3 separate regions of the Homo sapiens genome follow, and all the other regions are linked to region 1. Evidence: read pairs that join two places in POLR2A ChIA-PET (ENCODE). Cell type or tissue: CD4-positive, alpha-beta T cell. All regions are shown on one strand.

What was found. Peaks named below come from ENCODE experiments on the same cell type or tissue, not always from the same donor. Only the 100,000 strongest peaks of a DNase experiment are listed, where the experiment ranks them.
Region 2: POLR2A ChIA-PET joins it to region 1 with 28 read pairs; 4 of 35 experiments call an interaction of 5 or more read pairs at or near these places.
Region 3: POLR2A ChIA-PET joins it to region 1 with 12 read pairs; 7 of 35 experiments call an interaction of 5 or more read pairs at or near these places.

Annotation. Positions count from the first base shown.
Region 1 is chr21:31,555,501-31,563,500 of GRCh38, reverse strand. TIAM1-AS1 (TIAM1 antisense RNA 1) reads right to left here and starts at 4,268. Exons shown (of 2, transcript NR_171013.1): 1 at 3,906-4,268; 2 at 3,014-3,484. It also overlaps a transcript of TIAM1 not described here. RefSeq lists a silencer at 3,920-4,549 and enhancers at 3,829-4,641, 5,455-6,268. In CD4-positive, alpha-beta T cell, no CTCF peak of the experiment used is centred here; DNase peaks (open chromatin) are centred at 4,010, 4,330, 4,750, 5,390 and 2 weaker places; H3K4me3 peaks cover 2,627 bases; H3K27me3 peaks cover 1,011 bases.
Region 2 is chr21:31,128,076-31,136,075 of GRCh38, reverse strand. TIAM1 (TIAM Rac1 associated GEF 1) reads left to right here. Exons shown (of 28, transcript NM_001353694.2): 23 at 35-143; 24 at 5,128-5,186; 25 at 5,761-5,863. Among named protein-coding and RNA genes, the nearest start is that of KRTAP19-8, 94 kb to the right of the region's middle. RefSeq lists an enhancer at 2,933-2,982. In CD4-positive, alpha-beta T cell, no CTCF peak of the experiment used is centred here; a DNase peak (open chromatin) is centred at 3,045; H3K4me3 peaks cover 1,445 bases; H3K27ac peaks cover 400 bases.
Region 3 is chr21:31,155,177-31,163,176 of GRCh38, reverse strand. The region is part of intron 16 of TIAM1 (TIAM Rac1 associated GEF 1); the gene reads left to right. Among named protein-coding and RNA genes, the nearest start is that of KRTAP19-8, 120 kb to the right of the region's middle. RefSeq lists an enhancer at 3,974-4,503. In CD4-positive, alpha-beta T cell, no CTCF peak of the experiment used is centred here; DNase peaks (open chromatin) are centred at 1,794 and 3,786; H3K4me3 peaks cover 1,892 bases; H3K27ac peaks cover 3,415 bases.

The DNA of each region.
Region 1 (8,000 bases):
CAATAACCAGTGGGGAAGAAAATGTTGACTCTTAGTTGCAGCTAGGGTCATGTACTAGAAATGTAACTTGTGCTCATTCTCCTGCCCTAAACCTTGATTCTGCCTTTGACCACCCCATTTTTTCCTTTAATGCCAATTCCATGTTCTCTTTAGATGTCAACAGTGCCCTCAGGAGATAAGATGTCAGAATACTCGGCCAGATGGCATTTGTCTGTATTTTAATCAAAATGCCCCATTCTCTTTGCCAGTGTGAAGTAGCGATGTACCGTGTAGGGCGGAGACAAGAAACAGCACTGAAGCCTGCAGTAGCTTTTTAGGTTTGCGAGGTCAAGAAAGATACCCAGGCCAGGTGCGGTGGCTCACACCTGTAATCCCAGCACTCTGGGAGGCCAAGGTGGGCAGATCACAAGGTCAGGAGTTCGAGACCAGCCTGGCCAACATGGTGAAACCCCGTCTCTACTAAAGATACAAAAAATTAGCCAGGCCTGGTGGCACGCGCCTGTAATACCAGCTACTCGGGAGGCTGAGGCAGGAGAATTGCTTGAACTCGGGAGGTGGAGGTTGTGGTGAGCTGAGATTGTGCCATTGCACTCCAGCCTGGGCGACAGGGTAAGACTCCGTCTCAAAAAATAAATAAATAAATAAATAAATACAATAAAAATAAAGGTACCCAAAGGCTGGATTGGCTTAATTCTGTCAACTTCAGTGGCAGAACCCAGCACCATGATTGTGGGAACAAAGCCTCCCACAGTCAGCTGTGAGCAGATTCTGAGAGCCAAAGTACTGACATGTTGAAGTAAGTGGGGTTCAGGGAGAAAGTGAATGAGAGAAAGGGCCCAAACAGTGGTTCCCTATGTATCTATCTCCCCTATGGGCAGTGAGTATTTCTCCTGCATTGTCTCATCCAGGTTTTTCTTTCTTTCTTTTTTTTTTTTTTGAGACAGTCTCACTCTGTTGCCCAGGTTGGAGTGCCGTGGCTGGATCTCGGCTCACTGCATCTGCTGCCTCCAGCCTCCCGAGTAGCTGGGATTACAGGTATGCACCATCACGCCTGGCTAATTTTTGTATTTTTAGTAGAGAAGGGATTTCACCATGTTGGCCAGGCTTATCTCTAACTCCTGGCCTCAAGTGATCCACATGCCTTGGCCTCAAAAAGTGCTGAGATTACAGGGGTGAGCCACCACACCCGGCCTCATCCAGGTTTTTCAACCATTTAATGGAATGTTATTATCCTGTTTTTCACTAACTTAGCTGAACCCGATCACCAACTTTGATGAGTTTGTACCATATGCTACGCGTGACCTCTTTTTAACTGTCTCCGTATCCTTACGGGTTAGGTGTTACTACCCTTATTTCAGAGATCAATAAACTGAGGCTTAAGAAAGATTAAGTAACCTTCTCAAGGCTACAGAGCTGGTAGGTGGTAGAGCTGAGATTCAACCCAGCCAACCTACCGCCAGGATTCTGCATCTCAAAGTGCTTTTCAGACGTCTTAGGCACAAGGCAATCAGATGGCTGCTGTGATGATTCATCTGAGGTTCTCCTTACAATAATGTCACCTCCTTAACAGGAGACCCTAAGGCAGCAGCCCTCAGATGAGGCAGGGAAGAGAGATCCCATTACTCACCTTCAGGGAAGCCTCTAGTAACCCGCCACTCACTCATGAGGACTCCCTACCCATCACACACATGTCCAGTGGAAGCTGTTTATTTATTCAGTAAACATTATTAAATGCTACTATGTGCCAGGTACTCTTCTAAACACATTTTTTTTTTAAATTGTTGTTTTTTATTTATTTTTTTTTTGGAGACGGAGTCTCGTTCTGTTGCCCAGGCTGGAGTGCAGTGGCGCAATCTCGGCTTACTGCAACCACTGCCTTCTGGGTTCAAGCAATTCTCCTGCCCTCAGCCTCCTGAGTAGCTGGGACCACAGGAGTACACCGCCATGCCCGGCTAATTTTTTGTATTTTTAGTAGAGACGGGGTTTCACCGTGTTGCCCAGGCTGGTCTCAAACTCCTGAGCTCAGGCAATCTGCCCATCTTGGCCTCCCAAAGTGCTAGGATTACAGGAGTGAGCCACCGCGCCTGGCCAGCACATTGTTAATATTAACTCATTCATCCTCGTACCAACTGTATGTGGTATGAAGCACTATTGTTATCTCATTTATATAAATGGGGAAACCGAGGCACGGAGGCCTGAAGTAACTTGCCCTAGGTAACAGCTAGAAAGGAACCGGGCCTGAAATTAGGCAGCCTCACTCCAGGGTCTGTTCTTTTAAGGATGGCCAGATGTACTTCTAAACTTCCTTAGGGAAAAACCCTCTACTCATTTTCAAATATATGTATTTCCCCTAGATGGTGGCTTGTAACAGGTAAAGAAATGGCTCTTTGTCCTGGGATGAAAAGCTTCTCAAGGGAATTATTCTCCATTCCAAGCTGTTGGCTGAAACGAGGCTGGTTTTGGAAGGGGTGTCTTTGGAAAATCTCTCAAACTTGACTCAAAAACCTCCCTGTAATACTGATCATGGAACCTGGTGGACGCATCCGTTCAAGAGCTACCATGCTACCCATTCTTCTCAAACTGATGTTTTAGAAGCACTTCAAATCCTTAAAGCTCTTGCCTATAATTATAGCTCCTCTATAATTCATGGATTCCATGTTTTTTCAGTGCCCCAAATGTGCCAAACACTGTGCTAGGACTGGGATCCAGCAGGGAAGATAGATAAGATTCCGGCTTCCATGGAAGGCTGCAGTGCAACAGGCAACTTCAGCCCCGTGTCATACAGGCCTGTGAGGGGAGCACAGGGGGTGGAAGCACTGGAAGTGGAAATGTGGCATCTAACCTTGACAGGGTACAGGAGGCTTCCCGGGGTCTGTAAGAGCAGTAGTTCAGCAATGCCTACTGCATGGATGCCTTGGCGGCCAAGCTGGGATCTGAAGAAGGGTAGGAATTAGTGAAGTGAAGGGAGGGGCTGGGGGTTGACGTGTTCTGGGGAAAGAAAAGAGACCCAGAGTTGGGAGCGCAAAATGAGATTTTTCTGCTTAGAAGGATCATTCTGCAAAGTGGAGAACAGATTTCAGGGGGCAAGGCCTGGGACAGAAGGACGATGGGAGCCCTTTACTGAGGTCCAGGTGAGACAGGATGGGAGGAATGGGTTTGGGAGGTTAACAAAAATGGATGGGAGAGGGTTAAGAAGAAGGAGGAATCAGGGATGACTTTCAATTTTCCGGTTTAGGTTTATCTTCCACAGCGTGGGCAATTCTTTTTGTTTTCAACAAGATCACCCCGGGAGCGCAGACCTTCCCAGCTCCCGGGGCGAACACGTGTGTATGGAATCAAGGTGTAAGGAACATACATCCCAGCCTTTGTTGTAAATGGGGAAGTCTAGAGCTCTTCAGGAGAGGAGGAAGCTCCGGCCTCGTGTAGGGAAAGGTTTCGCTCGAGGCTGTACCGCCAGCGTCTCCGTTTCCGCGTTCTCCACAACCTTGCGAGAGGTAAACTGCAACTGTAGTTTCCGGATTTTACAGAGGAGCCCAGGAGGTCTGCGTGAACCCTGCCCGAGTCACTTACTCTGCCCAGCAGGTAAGCGTAAGGCCCAAACCCCACGCTGTTATTCCAAGTTCGCTTGCTGGGCACGGTAAGTGAACCCTGGGAGTCCTGGACTCTGGTGAAGGCCACCATGCCCTACCTGGAGGCTGCTCAGGGTCTAACATCCTCTAGCATCCACGGGAAGGGATTGCGTTAGGATTTTTTTCTCTCGTAAAAAAGTTCCTGTCTCCCCCTAGAGCCAGGCACACGCCTCCCGCGCCAGACCACTTGTCCCAGGCACAACATTTTTTGACTCTTCGCCTCCCCCGTTTCGATCCCCCTTCCTCTCCGCCTTAGGTGGCAGGAAAATCCTTTACCTCCGACCAATCCCACCGATGCCGAGCCGCGCGCGCGCGCCAACTAGAGCTCCGTCTGTGCACGCCATTGGCCACCTCCACCTATGCGAGATGACAGGCAGCTTCGCGGACCTATCGCCGAGGGAGGCAGAGGCCTCCGGCCCTCCCAAAGCTGCTTTGTTAGGGGCTCCCTGGTCGTCCCCCGGCCCGCCGCGCCTCCGCTGCCTGCGGGCGATCTCCCCGGGCCGCGCTGACGGAGCCTCGCAGGAAGGCATCTCTGGAGCGCGCGCCGCCCGCGCCCCTCCAGCCGCGCGCTCCGAGCCTGGCTGCGGCGCGGATACCCGGCGTGCGCCCATAGTCGCTCTACAGCCCAACTCCGAACGCCCCGCTCCTGCATCCACCGCCTCGGATTGGCTGGCCGGAGGCGGAGCGATTGTCAGGCGGCCCAATCGGAGCTCGGTTTCCCACGGGCTCCCGCGGCCCGGCCCCCGAGGCCGCAGGCGGAGGGGCCCTGACAGCTCCGATTGGCAGACCACGAGCGGGTTCGAGCGCGGCCGGCAGAGCAGCGCCGCCGCCGTCGGGCGCGCAGCTCTGCAGCTCCGCGGACGCCTTGGCGCCCGCAGCCCCAGGGGCACGGCTGCCCCGCATCGTGCCCGGCCCCGTCGCGGAGATCCCGGACGACCGTCGCGGGTGAGTACCGCGGGCCTGGGGTGCGCGGGCGTCCGGCCGGAGCCGCCCCGGGAGACGGCGGCGAGGATGCCCGGAGCCTCGGTGCCCGTGCCGGGCACGTTCTGACCCCCGTCTCCCGCACACTGGGGCTCCCGGCGGGTCCTAGCTCCCCCCGATCGGGCTTTCCACGTATTGTTTTCGTGTTCACACACTTGGGAGGTGGGGAGATGCGGGGAGGAGAGGCAGGAGGAGGCATCCCTCGCGCGAAGGAGGGAGACGAGACCGTGCAGCCCAGGTGCCTTCGCTGGATGGAAATGACAGCGTCCGGACGTCGGCATTCGGTCCTCTCGGCAGCAGGAGGTCAGCGCTGACCTGCGGCGGCCGCGGCACTTTGTATTTTATCGGCTGATTTTTGTCAACTTCGGGGAGGGCGTGCTTGTGCATCCTTGTGTCTATGTTTGCGTCTCGGTCCCTGACTTAGGCACCTCCGGGCCTGGCTTTTCGGCGACGCGTCCTGGGCGCTCACCTTGGCGATCCGTGCCGCCCTCGGGGCCGGGCTCACCGGGCGGAAAGCCCGGGGGCCGGCGCACGGAGCTGGGGACCCGCGACGAACCCCCGGAGGGGGGCATTAAAAGCGGAATCCTGCGGGTGCGCAGACAATGCCTCATCCGGGCGGTCGGGTCCCGGGGACTGTGCCCTGGGTCCCCGCGCCCTATCCCGTCCCCGCCTCGCCCTCTCACCAGCTCTGCCGCTGCGATGCTGCTGCGCCGCGCCCCTCGCCACCCGGCTGGGGACCCGCGTGGGGCCCGCTTTTGTTTACAGACCTCGCCATTGGGCGAGAGCAGCGCGCCGTGCGCCCCCCAGCCCCGGCGGCTGCCGCTTGCCCCCTCGAAACCTGGAGAAGTTGTTGCGCGCTGTCAGGTGACGCCCCCTCCCCCCGGCCGCGGGGCGGGATGCTGCAGGGGAAAGATGCCGTCTCGGCGCCTTCGCGCCCAGCCCCCGCCGCGCACGGCGCCTCTAGGTCCCCTGCACCCGGGGGCGCCCGTGTCCCAGCCTGGGGTCCAGGCTGGCGGCCCTCGGGGCGCCGACTCGGCCACACTCACCCGGTTCCAGTCGTCGCGTCTCCTGGTCTTGCCCCCGGGTCAGCCCTGGTTGACTCGGAGCCTGCCTTTTCCCGCGCGCTGGCAGGTCTTGAAGGACGTGCGCGAGCCCTTGGGGACACTGTGCAGTCTGTGCCCGCCTCGGTGACACCCGCGCGGCCCCGCAGGGCAGCTGTGCCGCATCCCGAGTCAGAGCCGTCCGGATCGGGTTACCCATGCACGCTGACTTGGCGCATACTTTGAGTTGGAGCAGAGGTTTAGAGCCTGTGCGCTGAGGTCAAACAAACCCGGGTTCCAGTACCTGCTCGGTGTCACTCACAAGCTGGGTGATCCCGGCCGAGCTATTCTATCTTCCTGTGTCTCAGTTTGCGCATCTGTAAAGTGGGGATAAGGAATAACCTCTAGGGGGGCGGGGCTTAAACGACCATATAGATTAACCTCAAAGCACAGTGACAGCCACGTATGAAATATTAGAGTCCTGTTGATTCTGTGTTAGAGGAAATCTGTAATAGAGGATGGCCCCTTGTCGCTTTCCTTTTCTGCGTTCTTCACTCCCCCAGCCCCAATTTCTTTTTATTATAAAAGGCATGAAGGACTGCTGTTCTCAGCTTCAAACAGGACTTGTTTTACTTGGCCTTAGGTTTAATTAGATTTATCTAATCGCTTGCAGCCCTTTTAAAAATGTGTTTGAATTTCCATTAGGTTTTAGTTGTTTCTTCTTTCTTCTTCAAGATTCTGCTGGGACCCAGACCTGGGTTTGGAGAAGGAAAAACCCTTCCAGGTGGAAAGCAGTTGCCAGTGAACCAAGGACTGCTGTGGAAAGTGATTAAGTCCAGGAAGGAGGGAGGTTTGAACAAAGAGATGTCTGGAGGTTAGGAGGGAACACTTTCTAGGAGAGATGAAATTTAAGCTATGCCTTGTAGCTGAAGAAGTTTGGTAAATTGTTGGTTTCCAGCATATGCTTTTTTGTATCTCAAGGTAAAAAGCTGGGCTAGGGAGGGTGGATGCCTTTGCGTGGTAAACACCGACGTTGCTAAGTAATTATCTTTGAATAGAGGAGAAATAAAACTTAAGGAAGAGGCTGTTGACTAAGCAGGGAAGGTAGAAGAGAATCAATTTCATTGAATATCTTCAAAATGTTGTGAATGTGTTTTGAGTTGTTTTTCCTCCACTAGCTCTGCACTGCTACTTTTCTTTAGGCAAAAAGAGAAATCAGTTTCATATAGAAATAAACAACACAAAATAATAACAGTCCATAATCAGATCAGATGATCTCAGGCTTAACGACAAAGATTTTATTGAAAAAAAAAAACTTCCTGTTTTAACACCCTTTTGCCTGTTGGAATAAATTATTGGGTCCAACAACACATTCTTTGAATGTAGGCCCCAGGGGCCTTTGCCAGCCAAAACAGGCAAACAAACAAACATAAACTCGACTTGTAGGCTGTCCAGTGGTTGGAGAAGCCCTCAGGATTGCGCTCTGTCTCTTCCGTTCCCCTGGGCCTGCCTCAGTTACCCCGAGTGGAATCTGACTCCCGTGAACCCCTATTCGGCTGTTGATGTGGAACGCGGCCAGTAGCATTGTTGCTAGATGTCAATTAATAAATATGATAACCTATTTAAAGTTGAACTCTCAGAAATGATTCTCATCCTTCTTGTACTTGTTCTGGGAATTCTCGCGCCCTTAGGGATGCTGAAGGCCTCTTTCCCCCCTGCTGTTGTGTGGGGATCAAATCAGTTGGGGGCCTAGACTTAAAAGGGAGCACGTGGTTAGGAAATCTCATTAGCTGACAATTTAACTCCACTCTAATGCTCGTCCAAAGAGCCCGGACAAAGACTTCCTCTCCTTTCCCTTTGCAGTTCTTTCTCCTTGCTCCTCTCTTCTCCCCTCCCCCTCTAAACCAGAAAGGAAAAGCAGCGTTGGGCCTGTCTCCTTCCCCCCAGATTCCTGCAGTTCTAGTGTGCCGACTGAAACCCTGGAGCCCTGAGCAGGAATTCCTTGGGAGAGTTTGCTGAGGGCCTACTAGGTGCATGTATTAACACTTCTGCGATTTCTGCAAGGATCATACTGTCTAAAGGAGAAACACGTTTTGTGAGACAACACTTTCATAGATGTGCAGTAGAAGCCTCTGGTTTTTCCAAATGAGGAAGGCAGGTGAGAGCATGGGAACCACATCAAAGCCTTGCCTAGAAATCTGTGCCGGGAGAGGGGGCTTCTGTCTGCTTGAGGAGGGCAGAGGAGTGGGAGTGAGAAGCCAGGAAGAAAATTCTGTTCCTCTGGGCCAGGTTACAGATTCTCATGAAAGTGCTGAACACCACGGACTCAGGCTCGTGGTTAAGAAAGAGC
Region 2 (8,000 bases), 430 kb after region 1:
ACCCAGTAAGCTTTGTCACGTCTCTGGCTTTCAGGTTGCAGATCTGAGCATGGGAGACCTGCTTTTGCACACTACCGTGATCTGGCTGAACCCGCCGGCCTCGCTGGGCAAGTGGAAAAAGGAACCAGAGTTGGCAGCATTCGGTGTGTATCAGAAAAGCGTTTTATGGAGGGGGAAAAGTCTAGCTTAGTTTTCAAAACAAGAACATTTCTTTTTCAAGACCCAATTGATTAAAAATAAAGTTAATTGCAGTTACTTGAATCGGTCTTCCTGCCGTAGCCACCAACATCTCACAAACACTAAATGAAACCTTCGAGTTAAATTGCCCTATGTGGTCACTCAGCCACATGGGTGGGCGGAAATGGCTGTGCCCAAGTCTATCCCAGACATAAACACAGAGGCAGGAAAAGAATTTTTTTTTTTTTGGCTGCTGCTCTGCGTGTCTTTTCAAAATAATGGGTTAATTATAAACCAAGGAAAAATAAAGTGAAAAATCAAGACAAAATGGCCTCTGTTTCTGAGACCCCCCAGTCCTAGATCTTTTATTTGCTTCCTGACTTTGTTGCTGTTTGGTCTTAAGGCCAGGATTTAGGATGCTGGTTCTCAGCTGAGCTGTTGTGGCAACTCTGGAGTGCCTGGATCAGCTGTGAGGTGCATCCCAATCGCATTGCCACTCAATACTAGTGAAATTAGAGATGTTTGCGAATGACTTATTTTTTAATAAACCAGTTTAGATGGATGCAGTTGCTGCAATTAGAGATCTCATGTGATTGTATTGTAATATGCTTTTTGAGAGAGAGAAAAAACATGGGTTAGCATATAATTTAGGAAACATAGCTTGTTGTTGCAATGTAAATGCTTATTGGCATATTGCTGTGTTGTTCATGAATATAAAACTATCAACACTCCATGCTTTTGTTTTAGGTTGCGTTTTGTCCTAGCCTCTTGCTAAAAGACTCATGGGTAGGAACATAATATAATGGAAATCTGCCTTATTCTCTTGCCTTATATTATTTTTGTGGGCTTGCTGGGAACGGAGGTTGCTTTCTCCTTCTTAACTAAACTTTTTTTTTTCCTCCATGATGTGAACAAAGTATCCCCAAATGGAATGTCCTAGTGATTTTAAAATCAAAGTATTTAATGCAAAGATCCATTGGACTTTGTATTTCAATGACTTAGCCTTCATTGAAAAGTTACTAATATTCCCAAAATTTCCAAAGAGCCCCTGTAGCTGTTGAGGTCATTTCATTAAAAATAACAAAGGAGGCCAGGTGTGGTGGCTCACACCTGTAATCCCAGCACTTTGGGAGGCCAAGGTGGACGGATCACTTGAGGTCAGGAGTTCAAGACTAGCCTGGCTAATATGGTGAAACCCCGTCCTTACTAAAAATACAAAAATTAGCTGGATGTGGTGGCAGGTGCCTGTAATCCCAGCTACTTGGGAGGCTAAGGCAGGAGAATCGCTTGAACCCTGGAGGCAGAGGTTGTAGTGAGCTGAGATCGTTCCACTGGACTCCAGCCTGGGTGACAGAGCAAGACTCTGTCTCAAAAAAACAAAACAAAACAAATGTAAGTGCAGAGAAAGCATGTGACTAAATAGGCCATTCAAAGGAATATTGGGGGTATTTTAACAAGTTGTTAGTTTTTGATGGGGTAGGTGTTTTGGGGGAGGGGGGAAGTAGTATTTGCTTTCTTTTCAACATCACCACTTGTGTTTCTTCTATAGTGATTTCTTCTTGGAGGAGTCTGGGATCTCCTGGATGCTGCTTAATGGGTCATTCATGGGATGCAGGATATTGATGTAAATGACCCACACAGTGATGTGGGACTACAGACTAGCAGTCATAGAGGTCAACATTTAGATTTTTCATGGCTTTGCCCTCAGTTTTACAGATTCACTGTAGTTAGAAATCAAGAGATTTAGAATAAGAAAATAATTTAAGTAGGAGAAAATGGGTTGGCAAACTCTTTTCTGTTTCGTTTTGTTTTGTTTTTTTGGTTTTTCTGGGGGGATGGAGTCTCGCTGTGTTGCCAGGCTGGAGTGCAATGGTGCGTTCTCGGCTCACTGCAACCTCTGCCTCCCAGGTTCAAGCGATTGTCCTGTCTCAGTCTCCCGAGTAGCTGGGACTACAGGCACGCACCACCACGCCCAGCTAATTTTTGTGTTTTTAGTAGAGATGGAGTTTCACCATGTTGGCCAAGATGGTCTCAATCTCTTGACCTTGTAATCTGCCCGCCTCGGCCTCCCAAAGTGCTGGGATTACAGGTATGAGCCACCGCGCCCGACCCTCTTTTCTGTTAAAGGCTACATAGTACATTTTAGGCTTTGGGCCAAGAGGCCACATGCTTTGCCACTGGAGCCAGAAGCAGCCCTAGATAACATGTAAATGAATGAGATGGCTGGATCAGCAGCTGCACCACACAGGTGGCAGCAGGCCTGGGTCTGGCCTGAGGGCCCTTGTTTGCCAACCCATGGTGTAAGTGATTCAGGAAAATGCTGGTTTTGAGGTTGGGGATTTAGGTACCACTTTCTGCACAGGCTCCGATAGTGGACTCTACATTACTCTGTTCCCTGCCTCCTGGGCTGTTTATGAGAAGTCGGTGTGGGTGCTGTCTCCAGGAAGGCGGGCCCACAGCACCTGTCCCTGGTGTAAATGGAGACTGCATACTCCAGCTTCATGGGCATCACACTGTCAGCAAACTCAATAGGGGCTGTAGTTCATAAGAGAAAAACTGAAGGCTCTGAGGTACAAGACGTGTTTATCATTATTCAGAATCCTCTCCAGAGTAATAGGAAAGAGAAGGGGAAGGATTAAAATTGGGATTATGAACAAAGGCTGTAGTCATGATGAGCTTCTGTGGATTCCCAGCCGTTAAAGAGACAAGTTTGATGGTTTGGGTGTGATTTCAAGTAGCAAGGCAGAACTAGCAGAAAGGCTGAGCAAGGAGTTGAAATAAGGAAGAGGTGCTGTGAAGGAAGGATCATGGTTACCCTCAGTCGGCAGATTTGGGGTTAAAATGTGGTTGTCTTGTTTTGGTTTAAACCTCTAACCTCAGGAAATAGTGCAGCTTTCTTCTGAAACCGAAGTTGACTTGCTGCCAACGAAGCGCCTTGATGTTTCACAGGATGGCTCATGTGTACCAAATGTTGGTGATTGTTGCCTTAAACAGAAACAAACAAAAATAGAAATAGCCTTCTGCCTTGAAGGGTATTTGACATTCACGTTTTGGGGCACAGAGTGGATGCTTTAGGCTGGCAAAGGTAGCATGAGTTTTGGAGATCATCAAGGCCATGTCTGAAGGGATCGGGCAACACTGTGGAGTCACTTGAGTAACACTAGCTCCGAGGATTAGGGAAAGTTTAAGGGAGAGGCTGAGGTCCCGGTGCCAGGCTGAAGCTCACTTTCTGGCCCTCCTGCTGTGATCCACAATGGTTAAGATTGAGGGAAATCGAGGGAATCATAGCATTGAGCTGTGGTCCCAGTGGCATGGTGGCGCTTCTGAGATTAGAGTCATTGGGGTAGAGCTCTTTCATTTCTAAGAGGACCTAGCTGTCCCAGCCTCTCTGATTTCTGAAGGCTTCATAGTGGGAATAAAAGGCCTTCTCAGGTTGCTTGTGCTCAGCTGCTGTGAAGAGCTGGTGTGGCCTCCTCGGGTCAGTGTGAACCTTTGTGGGGAACCTGCCAGTCTGTGCTCTGGGAACCTTGAGGGGTCAGATGCTGTGAGGTGTGAAGGGCTATGGGCAGTCTAGACCGAGTGGCTGGAGTCAGTTTCTTTGCATCTCAGCGCTTATTTCCCTGCAGTGGAGATTAGCATGATCTTACACAAAGAGGAGACAAGACCGACCTGCCCTCCGTAGGATAGAAATTGAACCAGATACTTCCAGTTGGCCTCCAAAGGGCCTGTGAGCCTGGTGGCCCATCCCTGAGAATTCTCTGAATGTTTGTTCCTTTTGTAATTCTGTGTCTGGTGTACAAGGCTGTGCCTCCTTCAGCCGCTGTGTGACTGGGCTATTCCTTGGGGTCAGTATGAAGGGATAATGGAGACTATCTTAGTCCATTTGGGCTGCTATAACAAAATACCATAAAGTGGCCAGCTTCCAAACAACAGAGATTTATTTCTCACAGTTGTGGAGGCTGGAAGTCCAAGATCCTGCTTTCTCCTACTTCCTAGCTGTGGCTTCATATGGCGAAAGGGTCAAGGCATCTCTCTCAAGTCTCTTATAAGGACACTCATCCCATTCATGAGGACAGAGTCCTCAGGGCCTGATCACTTCTCAAAGGCCCACCTCCTGAAACCATCACAAGGGTGATTAGTTTCAAGGTATGAATTTTGGGGAAACACAAACATTTGGACCATAGCAGAGACGCTGACACAGAGAACAAAGGACAGGCAGGAGTCAGTCACCCTTCTATTCCTTCTGGGTGCCAACTCTACTTACCCTTCTAGGAAGAATCAGAATCACTGCAGGTTAAATGTGCTTGGCATTGCTTAACAAATTCTCTGGAAGATTATGCATAACTCCATTGTATCTCCCCACCCCCGAAAGAATATAAGAATGAAACTACATGTTTACCACTCCTAGAGAGCTTACCTGATTCAGTCATTCTGGAAGACATACAGTTGAATTCTATTTCATAAACTCATTTTTGTTTCTTTAGGTCAAAAGATGAGTTATATTTCCTAAATTATCACTGTCTATGTGCACTATTACCTTAATTTGCATAAATGTAAATCATCTTCAGCAATTGCATTGTTATTGTGAAAGACGTTTATATTATTCCTCCATCTACTGAATTAGTACATTTTTGTTGAATATGTATCAGCTGAAGTTTTAACCTTGAAATTGTATCATACCTAACATATTTTACGCAAAAGTTTTTTGGGCCATAGGTTAATTCCATTTATGTAGGCTTTCTATGTTTATTTTGAACCTGGAAACTTGTGTCTCAATAGGCTTTTGATTTTCACAGATGTGATGAATGAATGGAAGGTGGGTGGGAGTCAGTTAACTGGGATCTCAACGTCCTCTTCATAACTGTAGTGTTTATTACCACAAGTTGGTGATGTCAAGGGGAAAACCCTACACATGACATACCATAACTGTCTTTATTTTATTTTTTCCAGTCTTCAAAACTGCTGTGGTCCTTGTGTATAAAGATGGTTCCAAACAGAAGAAGAAACTTGTAAGACATCTTATGTTACCCCATGGTTTGAAACTATTTCTCTATCTGCTTATCAGTTATGCCTGCATAATTCTACCATTTTGTCAGTATGAGCCTTTTTATGATCTTTTTTCTTTCTTAAGCATTGCTAAGGATGCTTGAGATCACTCATCCTGCCATCTTTTCAGGCAGGCTTATGTTTAGAGCACAAACATGAATTGGTCTCATTTTTGTGAATTGGAACCAACTGGACTCAATTGGTGATTGGGTCTGCCATGGCCCAGAACCTTCCTAACGCTACTTTTCCCCTTCTCTGTTGCCCCTGTTCTTCTTTTGGGATCCTTTTTCTCCTCTTCTCTGTGTGTCTCTCTTCACTGCATTTGCTTAGCAAACTTCTTTGCACACCCTCCCCTCAACGTATTTATCACGCAGCCTCTCACTTCCTGCTGGATGGACAGGAGCTCATGGGGGTGAAGATCCTTTGGGCACGCCTAGAGTTACTGCGTGAGAGTCTGTCGCTGGTTTAGAAAATGCAGGGAACTGGTCCGGGGCAGGTTAGATTCTTCTTATGCAGCTGGTTCCTTCTCCTCTGCAGGTAGGATCTCACAGGCTTTCCATTTATGAGGACTGGGACCCCTTCAGATTTCGACACATGATCCCCACGGAAGCGCTGCAGGTTCGAGCTTTGGCGAGTGCAGGTAAACTCTCACCTGTGCTGGGTATTTCACACACATATTTCTGATGTGTGTAGGAATTATTTGTTTGAATCCACACTCTTGGTCTAACTCTTCTACCGTCTTTTTTTTTTTTTTTTCCCTATGCTTAACTCTCTTGTCTCTCGGTCTCTCTATTGCCTCTTATTTACCCAGCCATTGATTAAATATTGAATGAATGAATGAATGAACCAAGTGAATGAATGAACTGAGTGAATGGATGTGTAATGTCTTCAAAATTCCTGGAAAAGATTCTAGTTATTCTATTCTATAGATTAATACTATAGTGACTACCACCTGAGTACAGTGAGCCTGTGCTTCTTGAAAGAATCCTTGAGACTGAGCAAACAAAGCCCACATAAACTACTCACTTGCCTTTCAACTGAGAGATCCAAAAATACCACCAAAAGCACTAAAAAGCATTGACTACACATGTTTTTTCCCTAAAGTATTACAAATCTTTATCTTTGCTGTTAGTGTGAAGGCTTTTAAAATGTTGATTCTTTTTTACATTGATTTTAATTTTTTTAAAGATGGGGTCTCATTCCATTGCTCAGGCTGGAGAGCAGTGGTGCTATCATAGCTCACTGTAGCCTCAAATTTCTAGGCTCAAGCTATCTTTTCCAAGTACCTGGGACTACAGGCATGTGCCAGCACAACCAGCTAATTTTTTAAATATTTTGTAGAAATAGGGTTTTGCTATTTTGCCCAGGCTAGGCTTGAACTCCTGGGCTCAAGCAAGCCTCCCGCCTTGGCCTCCCAAAGTGTTGGGATTACAGACGTGAGCTGCCATGCCCAACCTGAAATGTTGATTCTTTTTCTGTGATCCACATAGCAGTGAAGTGAGTTGTTGGGTAGCTATAAGTATACTTCATAATATAATTAGACGATGCTTGAAACACATGAGTAGCAGGGGTACTGACTAAGAAAAGTGATATTTCTGTGACCCAGAAGCTCCCCATCCTGGGCCTAATTTGAAGCCAAGTTCTCAAGAGGAGGAATGGACTGTGTGGCTCTCCCAGGCACATCCTGGAATGAGCATCTCTGGAGAGTCAAATGGAAACTCTTTAGCCACATCTGTTCCCTGTCCCACTTGGACAGCAGGTGCAGCTTTGGTAAAGAAAAGCCTTGGTGGTAGAGACCTGCAGGTGCATGATCAAGAGAATTTCTATTTTATGCTTTTGGCATCTACAAGTTCCTACTATCCAATTTCTGTTTTTTAGCCTCCTTGTTTCCACTTGTCATAAGCAGTAAAACTGGATCTGATCCTCAGAAAACCAACCCACCCTAGTCCAACGTCATGAGGAGAACCCTCTTGCCATATTTTGCACACTTTGAGTTACTCTTCCAAATTAAATGAGGCATCTCTTCCTTCACAGTTTTTCTGCCTTACAGTAGGAAAACTCAAATGCAAAAACCATGTAGGGCAAATATATTTGGAATGATTATTTGTTTTAGAAGGTTTCTCTCTAAGCTTCCAGTAGAGATTTGCCGGATGCCCTTTTACTTATGATGTGATTTGCAAAATTGATTTATATATGAATTTGCAGGCACCTGTAAGTTGTGAGTCTAGGGCAGCAATACATAGCATTTTGAGGTTTGAGCACTTAAATACTAAAGTCTTACTTAGAATCGTAGGTTATGAATTATCTAGTTCCTTTGTTTCCTCATGCCAGGTTTACAAATGGGAAAGTTTATTTCTGTAGCAAACTGACAGCTTCTAAGCCAGGAATTTCGCCTGCGTTGAGGAGTAAACACATAAAAACTTCAAATTTTGAAGACAAAGCCATCTTTGTAATACGACATTCCATTCTCACTCTCTATTTTTCATTCAAGTCAAGTTTAAAACCATCAAGATAAAAGCTTATTTTAGTTGAGTTATAAAGGCTAGTCAAGATGTCTTTCATTATGAAATCCACTCTAGTGGATTTGAGAATCACAACGTGGAATTTCTAGGTTTTTATTTTAGTTTGGAAAGTTTGTACAATTTTTTGCAGATAGATTCTGGTTAGGGTTAAATCATGCAACCACAGTGAGGGTTTGTGACCAGGGTTCTGAACCACTGGATAAAAGTGAGACTTCACAATGTATGGCCTGAATGTCTGCAGTGAATTGTTCCTTT
Region 3 (8,000 bases), 400 kb after region 1:
CTGTATCTAAAACATTTATTTCTGAACACTTAAAAAGTATTGGATCCAAAATGATTAGGTCATTTTTACTTTACTTTGATAGGTCAGTGTTCTCATCTCCTTGTGGATTTTGAGAGAGATCGTTTCCATGTTAAATATAGTGAGTCATGAGGTCATAAACAGAGTCCTGTATAATATGAGGTTCTGGCAGTGGAGAGGACGGAAGAGGCTCCAGGGCTTTGCTGACTGGTCCCATGTGTCGCTCTGACTCCGTGGTTCTTTTTCCAGAGAACAAGGCTCTTGAACTTATCTGGAACATGAAGGGTCAAATATAGAAATAGATGGTGCTGTTCAAAGATTTTCTTGTAGAAATTCTTAGTGGGCTTTCTAAAAAGGGACAGAATTTTCTCAAAATTATTGACAAGCTACTCGGGAGGCTGAGGCAGGAGAATTGCTTGAACCTGGGAGACAGAGGTTGCAGTGAGTCAAGATCGCGCCACTGCACTCCAGCCTGGGAGACAGTGTGGGACTCCATCTCAAAAAAAAAAAAAAAAAGATTAAGAAGTTTGGGTGATGATTTGAATATATTTTAAAGATCATGCAGTAGACTGCATTCAAACCATAAGTTCGTATTTCATTCTGCTGGGTTGGATGTGGGGAGCACTGTGTAATTCTGTGTCCGAAATACTTCCTGGTTTTGCTTTGATTCAGACTTCATCTTCTCTATTTGAAATTTTGTCATGCAACTCAAATTAGTTAGCTAAAATAACCTTTGGTCAATTAAATTTCTCACTTAGGGTATTTGAACGCAAAAAGCTTAAATGAGCAGTTCTTGGTGGCTGGGTTCTACTGTGTGTTATTAATAGTAAATGAGAAGTAATACTTATTTAAGGTCTTGTATATATTAGGCACTGTTCCATATTAACTCATCTTAGCCTCACAACACTCTTGAGGGAGATACTATTATCTGCCCTATTTTATAGATGAGGGCACTGGAACAGAGAGGTTAAGCGACTTGCTGAAGGTCACACAGCTCTGTGATGACAAAACCAGGATGCAAACCTGGTTTGGCTCCAGGTCTTGTCTTGTTAGTGGCTATGTTAAAACTACCTTGTGTCCAGATTGTTAACATCTGGTTTTAAATACTGGGTTTCATAAAAAGAAGGAATTAATTTATTAGTGGTGCTGTAGGCCATTTATATATACAGCCATAAACCACTTAAATTTTTTCCTAATGCTTAATGTTTCTGTGTGTCTCTTTTTATGATTTAAAGTAAGAGCAAGAAAACACCTGAAGTTTCTTGATCAAGGCTAAATATTTTTTGATGCGTCTCCTATATAAGTGTGAAGCTTTTCTTGAGAATAAGCTGAAAATTAATTTTTCAATCGTTAGCTGTCTAAACTCGGAAGCATGATTTAGCCTTGTCTGAATGCACGAGGCTGAGTGTAGAGATGTAAATGTGTAAATAACTAAATAAACAGAAACAAATAATCACTTTTTATTCCAGCTGAATATGTTAGAGCTGTTGATTTTGTGTAATATTCTTGGTTTCTTTCTAAATGGACTGTTTTACATGATATCGGTCAGCATAAAGAAAAAGCATGTTGGAGTTCTGTATGTTTTGCACTTGTACTGAATAGCAGTTTTTGCTATGTGTGGCCTTTTAGAGTTGAGCAAGTAAATAATTGTATGCTTGTTGTTGAGCGTGGTGGTACTGGAATGTCACAGCCGCTGGGGAGGGGCAGGGGAATGTCACACTGCAGGGACAGTCTAGCAGCCTTTCTCTTTCTGAGCCGCCTCCTCTCTCCTGTGACTGTGGGTGACAACCTCAAAAAGCCTCATCATCACTGGCTACTTTTTTCTCTGCTTCTCATTGAAAACTCTTGTTTCTGGAGATGAATGCTAATTAGCTTCAGGGCAGTGCGGTCATGTGTCATGCATTCCAGGCCGCCTGGCAGCTGTGATTGTGTTTTCCATTTAGCAAATGTATTAGAATAATTTTCAGGACATTTCCATTAGGAATGACTTTTTCTTTCTCATCCATATTGTTTTTGTCTCAGAAATGTCTGCTTTTATAACAAAGCATGAGTGGAAAAATGTGAAATTATCAACTGTTAAACACACACACACACACACACACACACACACACACACACACACAACTTTTCTTAGTTGCCTGCTCTTGACTCAGTGTGGAATACCTTGAAAGTTGTCGGAGCCGGGCAGGTTTAATATTCCTGAGCAGTGCAGGATGCTGGCCAATCAGCTGATCTCAGGCTGCAGGGCAGAGACGCTTACATCCCGGGGAGGCATTTTGTGCTTTGTTTTCTTGCCAGTTTCAGCTCTCCCTTTCTGGAACTTTTGTTGTTTAGCCAGGTGAAATCAAAGCCTGAGTTCTGGTCCACAGTTTAGCCTTTGACAGCTTCCCAGAGGGCACTGGTGGGAAGCGAGTGCAGCTCCGGGGTCTCACCGTCGCTGTCCTTGCTGCGTTGAGACGTGGCCGTAGATTTTCATGGGAAAACCAGCATGGGACGTCCATATGAGAGGATGCTCTCTTCAGAGCTAGGAGGCGTTTGGTGCTCTGGGAATATTTTAAGAAACTTCTGTCTCCGTGCTGAACACGTCAGGTGGTAGAATTAATTACCATGAGAATACATTCCTGATGATGTCTGCACTGTGGAAAATAAAGCGCAAGCCCAGGATTGAAAACAATGACAAGTCCGGTGACTCTATGTATCGAACACTTCATCTGGTGAGCGCCTTTGCTGTTTGAATCCTATCTTGCTAGGTTTGATTGTGTTATGACTTTCTAGCTCAGTTGTTTTTCAATCCGAATGACAGTGATTACACCTTTCCCATTTCCCCGTATTCTGTCCTTTTACCCTCTGGATACCCTTGTTCATAAAGTCTGTATTGTGGCTTTTGGTGGGGGACGTGGGGAGGTTCAGAGTTGGTATGGAGTTGAATTTGCCTAGCATCTTTACATTTTTCTACTCTTTTATACTTAAATGGCAGAAAGATGTAATCTGCATTTTTTTGTTTAATTAATGGTCAGTTGCATTTTTTGCCTTTGTTTTGGTTATTGAGATTTTGATTGTGTTTTGTGTTACGTGCATGGTGAGAATCTCCCATCCCCCCTCAGAACGGGCTGTCCGAGTGATCGGCAGGGAGGTCTGGAAATAGGATGTTCAACTTGTTTCCTTTTATAAGGCTTGAGGTGTTTTTGACTTTATTTCTGCTTCCTTGAGAAGGAGATAGATATAGAAGGGTTGGCTCAGGGGACGTGTTACTGGTTTGACAGCAACTGACCTATTTGAACAGGTCTATTCCTACAGTAAATATTCACTCTCCAATGAGGAAGTGTAGTGGGGTAATGGCAAGAAATAATTTAGCAAAATCAGATTCAACCTTTTAATAGTTTATTATTAATAGCTCAGTCTGTCGACTATTAGATGTTGTGTCATTTAATCAAACTTAAACTTCTACAGTGCGTACACCTGATTTGCTCAAATAAGCCTTCTTCCTTCTTGGATATTTCTTCTTTGAAGTTTGTTCAAGAGGAAACTGAAAAGGTGATCGAGAACTGTAGGGATTACCATTGTACATAGTGTCTCTGAAATTATGGAGCGCATTGTCCCCAAAAAAAGCTTAAGTAAAGGCTATAAGATTTTAGGCCACTCTGGCCCCTTTTAAATCTGTGGGATGTGTTAAATCGGTCAGACTCAAAGAACAGTTTTAGAACTGTGAACTCATCTAGAGTTAGAAATTGCCTTTGGTGGTTGCATAACAGGAAGAGCTTAAACAGCTGGGTGGCTTGAGTTGATAGTGTGTACTTAAAAGTCTACCCCCTCTTTTTGTACTTTCTTTTCATCTTCCACAGGAGGAAAGCAGCATTATAAACATTGAGCATCACGCTGGTCTCAGTAAAGTGGCCCATTTCCTCTTGCCATTGTCCTCTCCTTGTCTGTATGTTGGTTGGATAATTCTTAGTCCTGACAGTGGAAAAGCTCTGCTACCCTTTAACAGTTTTAAACTCTCAAAATGCCTGTAAGTACTTTTTTGGTTTCCAGGGTGACTGATTACAGTCCTCAAGTAGGGGAGAGGTTTTTACTTTCCCCACTGGAGAAACCTGGTCTGCCTTCCCCTTGCTGGAGTCCTAAGCTGCTTGTCCCACATCCAGGATACTTGGCTTTTGGGAGCGTGTTGAGAAGCTCCCATTGAGGCGACCTTTCTTGGCACTTGTGGCTACAGCGCTTGGTGTGGGAATGACTAGGATGCCATCTGTAACACTCAGTGGTGGAGCGGGGCAAAGCCTTGAACCCAACTCCTCCTATATTCCACATCATGGCTAAGCTGCGTGGAGAAGGGCCTGATGGATTTTGATGTAAAGAAGTTTGGCCACAGTAAAGAGGGAGGGGGATTTAAAAGCTGAGCCCCACAGTATGGAAAAATCTCTAGCTTAGAGGTATTCTAAAGAAAACCTGCATTTCATAATTCCTTCCAAAAAAAATTTGGGGGGGTGTTATTTTAATAAAACAGAATTTTCAAACTTGATGACATCCTTTTAATTTGTTTCCAAGCAAATTTTAAGAGGCTTGTATATAACACCGCTTAACAACATGTATGTGCATTATAACTTGTAATGATGCATATGGTACCTTTTTATTCTTTATTCAAATAACGTGCAGTTGACAGTAAAGAGATTACATCCATCTGGACTCAGTTCCTTGTGCTACACCTGAGGGTTGGTGCCTTGATTCATTGAGTAGGGTTGCCGGTGGGGAAACTGCTTTGCCCCTTGCTCAACTTGAGAGACCACTCAGCTAAGTCTATCCTAGGCCTAGGTCGTACCTAATAAGGAAGGGATACTTAAGGCTGTGAAATGTCCAAAGAGGACCCAAGGGAATTTTAGCTGTCCCCTGAGATGCTAAAGGTGTTTCCTAATATAAGCCAGAACTTATCTCTGGCTGTCTGAGGGTGAGGTTGGGCCTAGGAGACAGCTGAATTTAGAGGACTGAAGCCCTAGCCTGCATCCTACTAACCTGAGCTCACCCCACAGGCCTGCTTCAAACTAAGGATGCCAAACCTCAGGCGTGGTAAACTTACATAGACCAAGTCAGAAACCCTGTTCACACTCTTAAAAATGGAATTCTCAAAGTATTTATGGTAGAACAGATGGAATGAAAACCCAGAGGTAGTGAGGTGTGAATTGGAAGCACAAAGGAATGTGTTAGGTTCCTTTGTCTTTTGGAATTTCCTGCCTTTGATATGTGTCAGATCCCCATGTTTGCCTTTCGTGAATCACGATTTCACACAGTTTGCCTAAATGATAAAAGGTGTGCTCTGCCTCTGTGGCAGTTCCTCAGATAACGTTTTGTTCAACATCATTTCATCATAACGTTTATGTGAAAAAAATTGATTTCTAGCCAGGACCACTGTCTGCGTGGAATTTGCATGTTAAATCCAGGTCTTCGTGGGTTTTCTCTGGGTACTCGGGTTTGCTCTCACAGCCCAAAAACGCGCACATGGGATGAATTGGCATGTCTCAGTGGTCCCTGAGTGAGTGTGTATGTGTGTGCACCCTGTGATGGAATGGCATTCTATTCAGGGTTGGTTTCTGCCTTGCACCCTGAGCTGTCAAGATAGGCTCCAGTCACCCATGATCCTGAGCTGGAATAAGTGGGTTGGAAAATGAGTGAATAAGTGAATACAAATCATTATAAAATAAAAACTTGTAAAGTATACAATCATACAAATGCATAGCAGGAAACTATGCAGTACAAAAGTATTCAGAGATCCTGCCAAAGTTGTTCTTGCTAGTTTTTGAACTGCATGATGGTAGGAGGTGCCCCTTAACAATTTTTGCTTTGCAAACATTTATTGCTTGACTTAACACACTACCGCTATGACCACCGTCACTCACCAGTTCACCAAAAGCTGGGTAAATAGTTCTCTTAACTTGTTTTTATTTATCTTACTTAAATGGATATCTGGCTTACATTTATTTCAGTGTTTAATATTAGAAGTCTTTTGGTCTTTATTTAGAAGCGTGGTGATTTTTTCTTTGACCAGAAATGTGCTGTAGGAACTTAACTTGTTTGTATCAATTAGCCTACAGTAAAAATGGTTTCTTTATGCCGTTTAGCTTAAAGTCAGTTTCCAAGAACCTATAAACCATGTTAAGTGAGGACTCACTGTAATAGACTGCAGTGAAGAATATATTTGCTATGAGCAGTAGCTTTCCTATTAATTCTGTGAAAAACAGACAGCTGTGGTTACTGTTGGAAGCTTTAGAAAAGGATGGTATAAAGCGAGGTGCCAATTATACATTTGTTGTGTTAGGTGCCTTTGCCAGGTACCAAATCAAAGCAACCAAGGAGAGTTTGGGATAAGACAGGGACAGGGCACAGTTAGTTGTCAGCTGTTATCACTGTCTGTCCATGGATTTTCATTTTGGCAAGGGTTTGCTTTCTTTCTCATTATGACTGTGTTATAATGAGTTTTCTATTACAGTTATCACTGGATCATCTAAAAGACACATGAAGATTTTTTGCTAAAATGGATGTATTTGTTCCTTTGTAATTTTTAAGACAAAGCCCTACTTGACTGTATATTTAATGATGATTTTGAGTTAGTGAAATTCTAGCTAACTAAATAAAATTGTTTAGTTTATTTCTACTGAAACAAGCTTTGATGAAAAACACAGTTTTTCTTTTCTAACAGCCTTGTTGAGATATAATTTACATACCATAGAGCTGAGCCCATTTTGGTCAATTTTTCCAGTCAGTCACCTAAGGGAAAATTGTTTGTGGGGTTACTCAGTGTCAGAAACATGCATTTCCACAGAAAACATTGAATAGTGCCACTGACAGGTGACTGACACCTTCTGGCATATAAGACCAGGGTTAGTGCTAGCAATGAATAAGCTGTGGTAATTGTAAGAGAATTAGAATAATAATTATGTGGATGTGGGTCCTGGCTCTCCTCTGTCCTGTCATGCCACTGCAGCTAATGCATCCTTCTTAGGTTCTGATTTTCCCTGTCCTTGCCTCATCTTTATTCCAGACTTCCTTCCCTTTTGGATATGCTAATGAGGGAAAGGCTCTTCAGTGTTGGCTGCCTTCCTCTGTGTTTAAAACTCCTCCATGGCATACACTTGATTTTAGCTTTTCTGACCTACACAAAACAGCAGCCTTGACTTTTAGCTCTGTGCACCAACGATTGTTTTTGGGAGGGTATTCTCATGTTCTTGCTAGGTAGGTGGATGATAGAAGAAGTTATTCTTTATTTGCACCGGTATTTACTGGAAATGCTTTGTGCCTAGAGTTGAATTAGACAATAGAAGCAGAGAGAGAAGCGTGAGAAGGACAGCCACTAGCTTCAAGAAAATTTCCGGGGCCGGGCGCGGTGGCTCACGCCTGTAATCCCAGCACTTTGGGAGGCCAAGGCGGGTGGATCACAAGGTCAGATTGAGACCATCCTGGCCAACATGTTGAAATCCCGTCTCTCCTAAAAATACAAAAAAATAGCCGGGCGTGGTGGCGGGCGCCTGTAGTCCCAGCTGCTCGGGAGGCTGAGGCAGGAGAATGGCGTGAACCCGGAAGGTGGAGCTTGCTGTGAGCTGAGATCGCACCACTGCACTCCAGCCTGGGTGACAGAGCGAGACTCCGTCTCAAAAAAAAAAAAAGTAAGAAAATTTCCATCAAACATTCATTGAGTGGTGCTTTGGAACAAATATTAGTGAATTAAATTTTGTGCTACTACATAGCCTCTAGAGCAATTACACAGAGAGCTTTAAAACATATTGATATCTGCATATCCCACCCCAGAGATTCTGATGAAATTGATCTCTGGTGTGCATGGGCATCGGGAGGTTGAAAAGCTCCCCAGTGATTCTCATAAGCAGCCAAGTTGGAAAACTACTGGTCTCATGGGTTTTTACAGCAGCCCTTGCTTTGGAGAACTGTTTGTGTAACTGGAAGAGTTGGAATTTTAGAATCCTGGAATCCTACGTTTCAAA